3 separate regions of the Homo sapiens genome follow, and all the other regions are linked to region 3. Evidence: chromatin contacts called from ENCODE Hi-C or POLR2A ChIA-PET data. All regions are on one chromosome and are shown on one strand. Each heading gives the region's core, a stretch centred on a gene start or an enhancer-like site at or near the end of the contact. The rest is flanking DNA. Distances are from core to core; before and after follow the strand shown. Region 1 overlaps ELAPOR2 (endosome-lysosome associated apoptosis and autophagy regulator family member 2). Region 2 holds the start of RUNDC3B (RUN domain containing 3B). Region 3 has its middle 29 kb from the start of TP53TG1.

Region 1 (3,947 bases), core at 851-3,350, 370 kb before region 3:
GTTGAATTCTCCTAAGCAAATCCATATGAAAGGAAATGTTACATAATTAATACAAGGGAACAGGAAGGGATATAGCTCAAAGACAAACATTTTGTTTTGTTTTTTTCAAAACAGTTTAACATTTCTCCAGCTTTGTCATATGCAAAGCTAATAATCCCCTATAAAAGAGGTAGGAATTAAGCAAAGGCGCTTTCCACCTTAGGTACTTAACCCACTCTCTTTTATAGGAGATAATCAAGTGTCTAAATGAAGGTTATGAATTCTTCCTGTCAGAGGAAAATAAAAAAACCTGAAAGTATCTGTTAAAAATCAGAAAAAGGTTAGTAGAAACACCAGTGGCTTAAATGTAGTTATAAATATGAGAAAATTAATTTGCTTCTCTAACAGCTTTATTGCATTTTTGCATACAGTGTCTATTATATCCTGAGGGCAATGATTTTAACCTCATGAAAACTCATTGCAATGACCGTCCAAAAAACATGATTCTTTGCAATTAGCTTATCTATCACCACAAACAGTACCAAGATTATCCTCATCTTCTTTCTGGAAAAGAGCAACTACTTTCTTCTCAAATATTCAGTTAAGAGCCAAAGGCTGCTTTGGATTCTTACTTGTTACAGCCGTCTGGCCTGCTGTCAGAAGGGCCCACCACAGTGTCCATGAATGTTGCGATGTTAGAAAATCCTGCCGGCAATTCATCCCATTCATCAAATTTGATGCCACTGCCCAAGGAATAGGTGCCTTCACCACACTTACTGCATACCTGGTTCTTCATTTCTAGATACTCTCCAGAAGCACAGGAGAAAGCTGGAAGGCAGAAGAATGGACAACCCATTACTTACCCTCCCATCAATTTCCTCCCCTTCATGCTGTCACCAGAATTATTTTTATAAAACTCTGATTGTGCCACACTCAAACGAAAGCCTTTCAAATTCCTCTTATCACTACATGCATTTCACAATCTGGTTCCAACCTATTTTTCCAAGCTCACCCTTTGCCCCACCCTCTTCCAGCCAAAACAGAATTCCTATCATTCCCAAAATATTTCATCCTCTCTCCTGCTGTTGTGGTCTTCTTTCCTACAAGATAGATGTTGGCCAATCCTACCTTCTCTACATGGAACACTCCTGTTCTCAACTCAAAAACCACTCACTTCATAACAGATCCCTTCCCCTGGCCCAATGGGCAGTCAGTTGTACCTCCCTTTATGGTCCTACAGTGCACTTGTTATAATACCTCCATTAAAGCACTTAATTTATGCTAATCAGTGGATAAGCACATATTAAGACCACTTATAAGTTGATGTGAGATTTTGAGCTTTAAGAAAACAAGGATCATTATTTTTGGATTCCTAGCTGTATCAGGCACATACTAAGTCCAGATAAAATGCTGATCCAATGAGTGACAACTAAATATAAAAAGGGAAACAGGAAAGCAGTGCAATAGTTGAACAGGTTATCTCCACTCTGAAACCATGAGCCCACTTTTTCAATATTCACACCAACCTAGTCATCTCTACCACCTATATCTTATTTCTGATGTCAAGCTTTCTGCAGACTCTGAGAACTGTACCCAGAGATACTAGATACGACAATGTGAAGAATAGTTGACACACTACAAAAAAAGAAAGCTAAGTTATTATTCCTTCAACAAATGCAAATCAACATCCTCCAAGTACATGGCTATGTGCACGATGGTATTAGTGACTCCAACCTTGGAAAAGGGCTTTCTAATCCTTTAATCAGGATATTAAAGAAACAAGAACAAAATGAGACCTCCAAATTACCCAGTGAAGAAAAACAAATCTCCCAGCAGAGTGTAAAGCAGCAAAGTCTCACATTTAGGTAGATTCTTCTCTTTTAGAATACATTAGAAAACTTAGCCAGAAATAAAAATCAGCTGATTTTTAAAAACTAATTAAAGAATTAGAGCTAAAATCCACACACATCTACTTATTCGCTGAATTAATATAATGCTTTCCTTGAGAAAACCTTAAAGATGCTGTACAATGAACTTCTACATTCAAATCAACATCCCCAAATCAGTAAAACATGAGAAAATAAAAAAAGATTATGCAAAGAATGTGGCATGCTGGCTACATAGTCAAAACTGTCCTAGGACAAGGCTGTACCACTTCCTAATTCTATGACACTGAGTGAGTTATTTCACCTCTCTAGGCCTTAGTTTCTGTCTCTAAAAAATGAGATAACAATCACAATAGGTACCTTTAAGGGCTATACTGATGGCAGCAGCAGCCAGCCTGGAGTGACCACTGCCATGAAGCCGGCTACTGTGGGGGAAGTGCGGACCAGGCAGCACGTTCCATGGAGCCATTGGGGCGGGAGGAGGCAGAGCCCCGTCCTCCCAGGCAGACTCAAGCTTCCCTGTGCTCTTGGGGGCCAGGAGCAGGCAGGAGCTCCACCATCCTGAGCACAGCTGCAGCTACCCAAGCCATGGCTGTGGACCAGGGCATCTTGGCACTCTCAGGGGCCCAGGAAGAACCCCTTCCCCCACAGGCTTGGAGACGTCTGCTCCCCCTGCCTGGCCTCTCCCCACTCCTGGCACCCCTTCCAATCTCAGAGCAAGGTTGGGGCTGAGCCTGGGCACTCTGCTAACATACCAGCTTCCTGCCACCTCAGCCTCCTCCAGACTTTGGCCACCAACAAGCACAGGAGAGAGACTGAAGCAGGGGCTGAAGGCAGCTTGGCACTGGCCTGCAGGCACTCCTTGACCGAACAGCCTGGGTGCCCAGAACAGTGGCAGGAGGCATAGAGTCTCCTGGATGGAAGGGGATGGGTCCCACAAAGCCCCACCTTCAAGCCAGGGAGGCTCTGAAGCCTGGGGGCTGGGTTGCCAGTCAGTGGGCCAGAATGGGAACTTGTGGTGCTTTTTCCCCCCAGACTGCCCATGGCCGCCCATTGACCAATCAGCACACACTTCCTCCCTCTGGCTGGCTGAGGCCCAGGCCCATAAAAGCCCTGGACTCGGTTACCCACTCCAGGGTCCCCTCTCTGCTGAGAGCTGAACAGTAGCTGAGACACCCTGCTTATGAAGAGGAGCTAGTCACTGTGGGTCTCCTCTAAGCTATTCTGTAGCTCAATAAAGCTCCTCTTCACCTTGCTCACCCTCCACTTGTCCACATACCTCATTCTTCCTGGATATAGGACAAGAACTCAGGAACCACCAAATGGTGGAGCTAAAAGAGTTTTAACAAATAGGGCTGAAACATGCTCCTTGCTTGCCACGTTGCAGGTGACAAGAAGGAGAGAAGAGCTGTGGCCCTTTGGGGATACCAGACCTGGAAGCTCCCCAAGTCAAGGCTGTAACAGCCTCTTTGGGGCTCTGTAGTTCCTGTAACAGCCTCTTTGGGGCTCTGTCTCCAAGCTTCTGGGTGCCACCATATTCCCCGGTGCCAGCACAGAAGCTGCTTGTGGCATGCTTGGTTCAGCTGCAGCCTCACAGGGAACCAGTGCCCATGCTGTCACCTGGAGTTGCTCCCCCCACCGCAGCTGTCATGCCTGGCTGTGCATGGTAGCCTGAACCCCATGCTCACTCACACACCCCTTGCCACTCTGCACCTGGCTAGCCCTTGGCCAGCGTGGGACCCAGGCCAGTAGAGTGAGCCAAATGCAGCCTGGCAGGCCAAGGAGGCAGAACAAGCCTGGTGGGCCTGAGCAAAACTCAGGCAAAGGTGCCACTGGCCACAGGGGTTTCCAGCTGGTGAAGTGACACCCCAAGAATCCTGTGACCATACTGAGAAAATAAAATATAGTATAAGGTGGTTAGTGCCTGGCATATAACAAATGCTCATTAAAGCTATTATCACTACCAGCACAACTAACAGAAAAACACAGTTATGGAAAACTGCTTATTTTCAATGGTCTATGGATCTTCTAGCAAACTCAGAATCAGACATTTGCCTAATATGATAAATAATAATATCATAA
Region 2 (3,718 bases), core at 267-2,766, 310 kb after region 3:
TCTCCTGCCTCAGCCTACCGAGTAGCTGCCACTACAGGCGCGTGCCACCACACCCGGCTAATTTTTGTATTTTTAGTAGAGATGGGGTTTCACTATGTTGGTCAGGCTGGTCTCGAACTCCTGACCTCGTGATCCGCCCGCCTCAGCCTCCCAAAGTGCTGGGATTACAGGCGTCAGCCACCGCGCCCAGCCCATATATTTTTATTCTACTAAACAGAATAGTAGAATAAAATTAGACATGGTAGCTGAAAAGGATGATTTTTTGACTATTTTAAATAGAGATTTTTAAACTTTAAAAACCTCAGAAATTAGGAATTTACAACTTTATTACACAAACGTGCGTTGTTAAAACATTCAAGAGTAACAGTATGCCCTGCATTAACAGGGATAATATATAAGAAAAATAGAGATAGCCACACAAAACTATATATTCTCTGACATTCTTTGACAGAAACTTCAAAAGTAGAGGTGAAAGATACATGGATTTTGGAGCCACTGAAGCCGTGAAATTTCAGTAAAAATTATGTCAAATGTGACTTCAAATTAAATTCGAGAAACATTTATTGAGAACCTGTTCTATGTACAGCACTGTGCTAGGTCCCATAGGGAGAGTAAGTCATTTAGGATTGCACTCTAAAATCTGGGCATATTGGTGCAAAGGGAGGTGAACAGCAGGCGTAGGTGAGTGTCAGAGGACCTGACCCAAGCTGGGACCCTCCTGCAGGTAAAACGGTGGGTAGTGAGAAGCTCTAGGAAGGGGGCGCTTCCGAACACGCGCGTCGAGGAGGGCGTTCCAGGACTCTGAGGGAGCAGCCCAGCTGGACCGAGGCCGCGTCGTTCCTGGGCTTACTATTCCCAGACCCGGACTCCCGATTCCGGAGTCACGGCCCAGGACGCGAAAAGACTCTACACTGGCACCACGCTCCTCCTTAGGCGGGCCGTCAGTCCCGGGTGCGGGCTGCGCTGGAGGCTGAGGTGGGAGCGACATGGTGTGGAGGGGCAAGAAATGTCGGCACTAGACGCGCCAAGAAGGAGATTCTACGAGCAATTCCCCCCTCGGGCCATTGTGTTGCTGTTTATTAGCCCCTGGGAGGGCGTCAGGACAAAAGGAACCCTCCTCCCTTCTTAGTACTTAGGCCCAAGGTCGGGTGTGGGAGCCGGCGCGCTGCTTTCTAGGCAGGCACTGAAGCTACGGCAGCCACGCAAATAGGTATCAGCCGTTAAAGCTTGGCTACAGGCAAGGGGGGGGCAATAGGCCCCTGGCGCTGTGGGGCCCCGCATCCCACAATCCCCGCGGCTAGCCTGTGTGGCTACTGGCGGCAGCTAGCGGGCTGCGAAAGCGAGCCCAGCGTCCTTGACAGCAGCCCACGCGTCGGGGCGGGGCTTGAGCCCGCTGCTTTAAAAGGTCCGCGCGGCCGGCCCCGCCCCTCTGGTGCCGCGATTGGATCCGGCGGGGGTAGCGTTGATTTGATAGGCGCAGAGAGGGTGGGGCTGCGCACGCGAGGCCGGGGGCCTTGCCGCTGCCTCCCGGGCTGGGGCACGAGTGGCTGCGGAGTGTGGGTGGTTGGGCGTGAGGGGCCGACGGGCTCGCGCGCGCGCCGTCTGCTGAGGTCCCTCGGGAAGGAGGAGAGCGCCTGACGCCGACCCGCAGGCGCAGCCCGGCAGTCGGCGGCGCGCCGAGGGCGGAGGTGGTGCGTGCGTGCGTGTGTGTGTGTGTGTGTGTGTGTGTGTGTGTGTGTGTGTGGAGCTCGGGTGCCAAGGGCGAGCCGTCAGTCCCCGGGTGCGAGTCCCTGCTGTCTTCCACACCCTTCCTCCCTCCAGGCTCCTTTCCTACATCCTTCCCGCGCCCCCACGGTTGCGGACCGAGCGAGAACCCCCTTAAGCAGGTGTGGGGGGCGTGCGGGGTGGCACGAGACAAAAGGGGCACGGGGGTAAGCCCGCCATGGCCTCCCGGAGCCTGGGGGGCCTGAGCGGGATCCGCGGCGGTGGCGGCGGAGGCGGCAAGAAAAGCCTGAGCGCCCGCAATGCTGCGGTGGAGAGGAGGAACCTGATCACCGTGTGCAGGTACGGCAGCGCAGGGCGAGGGGAACCAGCCTCCCGCCGGGGCTGAGAGCTCTGGGCTTCCGCGCGGGTCCTTGGGGGTCCCGGGCATGATGGGCTGCCGCCCAGTGCCCCCGCCTATGTTGCGCCAGCCAAATCTGTGAGCGCGCAGCTCCTTGGACAGGGGCCCGGGTCTGGACACCGTCGCAGCCCTGGACTTTGTGTCAGTTCCAGTGCTGAAGGTACTGGAGGGTAGAGCTTGGGGCGGGGCTGGAGGAGGATTTGTTTTGAATGTGCAATCTAGCGTCAGAGTGAAAGAGGAGGGCAAGGAAGAAGAGCTCTTTCATTTAATGCCCATTCAGCTGTCAGCGAGCTTTGGATAAAGTGGTAGTTACTGTGATTGTTTACTGTGTTGCCCCCAAATCAGAGTGCATTTCGTTGTTTTGGCTTGTTTACATTATCTTCAGCCATTTCATTTCACACGTTAGTTGAGTGCCTACTACATGCCAGCCATTGTGTATGTGAGCGTGTGTGTACTATCCACTTTTCAGCTACAGTGCTAGTGCTGGTTCTGCAGTTGTTATTAAGAGTGGGACTGTGGAGGATACCTAGTCTTTATGTCAATGATTTATTTTAAGGCCTGCCTTTCCTTAATGCTTTATAACTGTAAATGTAGTATTTCCTTCAGAAAAATATAGAAACAATAAAAGAATAATTACTATTGGGCCGGGCGCGGTGGCTTACACCTGTAATCCTAGCACTTTGGGAGGCTGAGGCGGGCGGATCACGAGGTCGGAGTTCGAGACCAGCCTGGCCAACATAGTGAAACCTCGTCTCTACTAAAAATACAAAAAATTAGCCGGGCGTGGTGGCGGGCTCCTGTAATCCCAGCTACTCGGGAGGGTGAGGCAGGAGAATCGATTGAACCTGGGAGGCGGTTGCAATGAGCTGAGATAACGTCATTGCACTCCAGCCGGGACCACAGGGGGAGACTTCGTCAAAAAAAAAAAAAAAGAACTATTTATAGTAAGCCTAGTATTCAGAGATAACTGGTTTTTAACATGCTGATATATTTTCTTTAAGTCTTATATCTGAGTATTAAGAAAAATTGAAACCCTAAGCATCAATTTCTTAGGAACTTCTCTGAGCCATTAAGTTGTTTTAAAATTACTTTCCTCCATCAGACTCCTAATCATCACCTAGTGATATTCCTCTTAAGAATCAGATGATGATGAAACTTTTTCTTCCTTTGCAATTTCTCTGTATTTTTCCGTTATTTTTCTTGTGTAAAAATGTGTCTAGCATCTTAAGTGGAATACAGATAATTATTCCAGGACTTAAATGCAATAACTCACAGTGACTTTTTAAAAAATACTTGAATTATTACAAATGTTTATCTAGCAAGAAGACCTTCTTCATTGACTGTATTTGTATAATGTAATTATTACAGCACTTTGAGTTGTAAATGGTAAAGTAATATGGTATCCGTTTAATTTGCCGTTTGTGCTGTCTAGGATGTAACTTTTTGAGACAAATAGGCTGTTAGGTGTTTTAAAATATAGGTAAATATCTTTAAAGTAGGTAAATGGAACCATAAGCAAGGCTGATTTTCTTAACCATAATATACAGACATCAAAAATTGCTTTAAAAATAAGGGTAGTTTCAACATATACAGTGC
Region 3 (3,621 bases), core at 685-3,184:
CACACCTGTAATCCCAGCACTTTGAGAGGCCAAGGCATATATATATATATAAACTCCTGAGGCCAGGAGTTCGATACCAGCCTGGCCAACATGGTGAAACTCTGCCTCTACTAAAAATGCAAAAATTACCCGGGCATGGTGGCAGGCACCTATAATCCCAGCTACTTGGGAGGCTGAGGCAGGAGAATTGCTTGAACCCAGGAGGTCAAGGTTACAGTGAGCCCAGATCGTGCCACTACACTCAAGCCTGGGCAACAGAGTGAGACTACATCAAAAAATAAAATAAAATAAAATAAAGAAAGAAAGAAAGGAAGGGAGAAAGTAAAGAAAAGAAAAGACAACCTGGATAATGGGATTGTCTGGAAGGGCCCACTCAAACCATAGATTCATGAGAAATAATGACTTGCTCTGGTAAGCCACTAAGTGTAGGGTAGTTTGTTATGCAGCAAAAGGTAACTAAACAGTTTGGGAGGGGGCCACGGTGGGGAGCTGAGGAGACAGCTCTTGGGCTATATAAAGCTTGTTATGAAGAGCAATAGGTCTGGGGTGGGCCTGCTCTATATTCATCTAAAATATCCTCTTTGGCAGGACAATATGAAGAAATTCTGGTATTATTGGCTTGGGTTGACCCTGGGTCCAGTGAATTGTTAGGATCATGACAATTTCCATCCTTCCTTGTCATCATTCCTGGCAAGATGGGTGACAACTGTCCCTTTTATAAAAGGGGTCTCTCACTTATCTCCTCTGTAGTCATTCATTTTTAACTCTACTTATCATATATGGTCGCAAATAAGCTTTGAAGTTCATACAATTGAGAACTTAACGTTGAGTCAAGCTCTGCTGCTTTCAAGAGTCAGATGTACCTTGCCTGGAACCTCAATTCTCACTGGTTTTGTATGTAGATAGTCAGTGAGGCTAATGCTGTGTTTACACTGGTGTAAATGAATGCTGATTCTAATAATTTTATCAGTTTAGAAAACATAACTTGTATTGGCCAGGCGTGGTGGCTCATGCCTGTAATCCCAGCACTTTGGGAGGCTAAGGTGGGTGGATTGCCTGAGCTCAGGAGTTCGAGACCAGCCTGGGCAACACAGTGAAACCCCGTCTCTACTAATATACAAAAATTAGCCGGGCATGATGGTGGATGCCTATAGTCTCAGCTACTCGGGAGGCTGAGGCAGGAGAATTGCTTGAACCCGGGAGGTGGAGGTTGCAGTGAGCCAAGATTGTGCCACTGCATTGCAGTCTGGGTGATAGAGCAAGACTCCATCTCCAAAACAACAACAACAACAACATACCATGTATCTCACTATGCATCTTACTACAACCCGCCAGTAAGTATCATTATCCCTATTTCCCAGAAGAAGATGCTGAATTTAAATAAAGGATTCCAGATTTTCCATTACTCAACATTATTTTTCATTTAGAAGCTCATTTATAAGCACTTCTAAATGTCAGTTCTATAACTTAGATAGGTATCTGGTTTCTGAAAACGAAATTTTGGGTTGAAATGTTTCAGGGAATTTTTTGTTTTATTGGCTGAAAGTGTGGCTTTAAAAAGGCAAATCGGCACCTTTCTCACAATCATAATATTGCAATTATTTTACATATATATGCACACACGTGTACACATGTATGTACATGTATACACACATACACACACAAAATCTGTAGCAGTTCTGAAAATATAGAAAGGTTTTGTTAGTGGACCATATGGGGCAGTGAATCTGCAGAAGTTGGTTAAATTATTTCAGCAGGCTTCCCTCACTAGGCATAATGGACTCAATAAAAGGAAGCGTTGCTGCCACAGATATGAGTCCCCTGCCCAGCTGGAAGTGCCACCTACCCTTTTGCTGCAGGCCATTCACTCCACGGAAAGTCCACCTACTCCCCTTGCCTGCCCAGTAACTTCTTTCAGGATGGGCCTCAGTATCACTTTAGGTTCCACTGACCACCAAAACTCCCAGCTGCTATTATTTGCCAGTCTAGACTACTACATAGAAATCACCTGGGGATTTTGTGAAACTGAAGATTCTGATTCAGTAGTTCTGGGGTGAGGCCCTAGAGTCTAATAAGTTCCCAGGTGACATCAATACTACTTGTTCCTGGACCACAGTGAGTAGCAAGGGTCTGGACCAGCATTTTCTAAAATGGGTTTTTGACACTTTATAAATTTAACCATGACAACAAACATTCATAAATGGAAAGATTTATTCCTAAACACTCCCTCAAAATACAGCTATAAATTCTAGGAAGTCTTATGTCAGTATCAGTAACTATCTTTGAACACTATCCTTTATTCCCTGGACTTTCCTTTCCATGGCGCTCTTCTGATGAAAAGTTTCCAACTTCTTAAATAAGAGGATGAATCTAACTAAATTCTTTTTGTATTCTTAATACAATGTTTATGCTTATTTCCTGATTTGATATGGAGTTAGAGTGACTCATCCTGGAGTCCTTGGCATGACAGAACTCAAGTTTCATCTTGTGCTTTGATTGCCAAAGAGTTAGCTGCAGCACTTGTTTATAAGTAAATTGTATTTACTTTACTCACTAAGTAAAAATCCAAATAATAAGATCCTATTCATTCACCCTGGGGGCAGCAAGAGGCACAAAGCCTATCCTAGAGGACAGGATACTTTGGAAACTGGTGGATGGTTTTTAAAAAGAGGTACCTTTCTGCTCATGGCACCTATGGTTAATTAGAAAAGAAAGAAAAAATTGCAATGACACAAGTGAGGATGGCTTCTCTTCCACAACCTCTTCACATGCAGGGATGGCAAGCCCAGGCAGAGAGGAGCTCATTTAAATTCCTGACCTTCCTTGTGCTCTCTGAAGTACAAGGAAGCTGGAGTAGCTGCGAGTAGCTGCAAGCAGCAGCAGCCACAGCCTCTGGGTTGTTTCCTGACATTCTGGGACAGCTGACAAAGCTGTACATCAAAGGTAGGAGCAGAGACTTGGGGGCAGGCCAAATTAGACAGGAATTTTAGCTCTGTTGGATGATTTGGGGCAAGTTGCTCACTTTCCTAAACCTGTACAATGGGGATAATAGTATCATCTGCTAGGACTACTGAGAGGATTACATGTGATAATGTACATAAAAGATTCAGCAGTGCAAGGATGGGGAAGCTGCTGATTGTATTAATACTATCAAGTATTAATGAATGGTAGCTATTCTTTGTATTAGTATTCATACTATTAATCTCTGCTGGGAATGTCTCAACAGCCAGCAGCCAGCTAGCCCAGTCTTGGGGTCTCTCATTTACCTCCCTCTTCCCGCGCTATCAAGAAGCTTGGGTGGAGGTGGCCTGCCAGGTATTGAGATCTAAAGGGCAGGCTGGATTTAAGACCTCAGAGAACACAGCCACAATGAAAGGCAAGTGATGTGTCAGACAGGTCTCAGCAAGTTCAAAAACCAACACAAACATGAAGTCAAGTATGGAGCTGGTTTTTTCATTCAGAGGAGACTCACAGATGTGTTGGGGAAGCCTGGGCAGGGGTGAGCAGGGTGCCTCTGTAGTGCCCACTTATATTTGTAGATGTAATATGGGGGTGGCTAGTGCCATCCTCAGGTCCACAAATTATGCCTCCATCTCCTTGCTATCATTTTCTCAACATTGC

Evidence for each region. A loop is a pair of places that touch in the nucleus more often than their neighbours do. ChIA-PET counts read pairs that join two places held with the same protein, here RNA polymerase II (POLR2A). Pooled maps may share reads with other maps.
Region 1: a pooled map shows a loop between it and region 3 (2.2-fold over the local background). The contact joins two enhancer-like sites. A Hi-C loop is called at or near these places in 1 of 168 maps with a recorded cell type or tissue (MCF 10A) and 2 of 50 pooled maps. POLR2A ChIA-PET finds 5 or more read pairs at or near these places in 1 of 52 experiments (GM10248).
Region 2: a map of mammary epithelial cell shows a loop between it and region 3 (13-fold over the local background). The contact joins the promoter of RUNDC3B here to the enhancer-like site in region 3. A Hi-C loop is called at or near these places in 7 of 168 maps with a recorded cell type or tissue (Calu3, GM12878, HCT116 and 4 more), 28 of 37 single-sample maps with no recorded cell type and 12 of 50 pooled maps. POLR2A ChIA-PET finds 5 or more read pairs at or near these places in 1 of 52 experiments (A549).

What each region holds. Positions count from the first base shown.
Region 1 is chr7:86,947,116-86,951,062 of GRCh38, forward strand. ELAPOR2 (endosome-lysosome associated apoptosis and autophagy regulator family member 2) reads right to left here. Exons shown (of 22, transcript NM_001142749.3): 3 at 612-807. Among named protein-coding and RNA genes, the nearest start is that of ELAPOR2, 110 kb to the right of the region's middle. RefSeq lists enhancers at 1,867-2,404, 2,405-2,941, 2,639-2,828, 3,290-3,359 and a silencer at 2,949-2,998. Within about 2 kb of position 2,101, at least 3 of the 41 ENCODE cell types and tissues checked have a DNase peak (open chromatin) inside an H3K27ac peak, as active enhancers do.
Region 2 is chr7:87,626,882-87,630,599 of GRCh38, forward strand. RUNDC3B (RUN domain containing 3B) reads left to right here and starts at 1,517. Exons shown (of 11, transcript NM_001134405.2): 1 at 1,517-2,064. The coding sequence starts at 1,943. It also overlaps a transcript of ABCB1 not described here. RefSeq lists an enhancer at 1,272-1,566 and silencers at 1,432-1,661, 1,712-1,761.
Region 3 is chr7:87,314,502-87,318,122 of GRCh38, forward strand. No RefSeq gene overlaps it. Among named protein-coding and RNA genes, the nearest start is that of TP53TG1, 29 kb to the right of the region's middle. Within about 2 kb of position 1,935, at least 5 of the 41 ENCODE cell types and tissues checked have a DNase peak (open chromatin) inside an H3K27ac peak, as active enhancers do; they include mammary epithelial cell, where a contact is called at or near this core.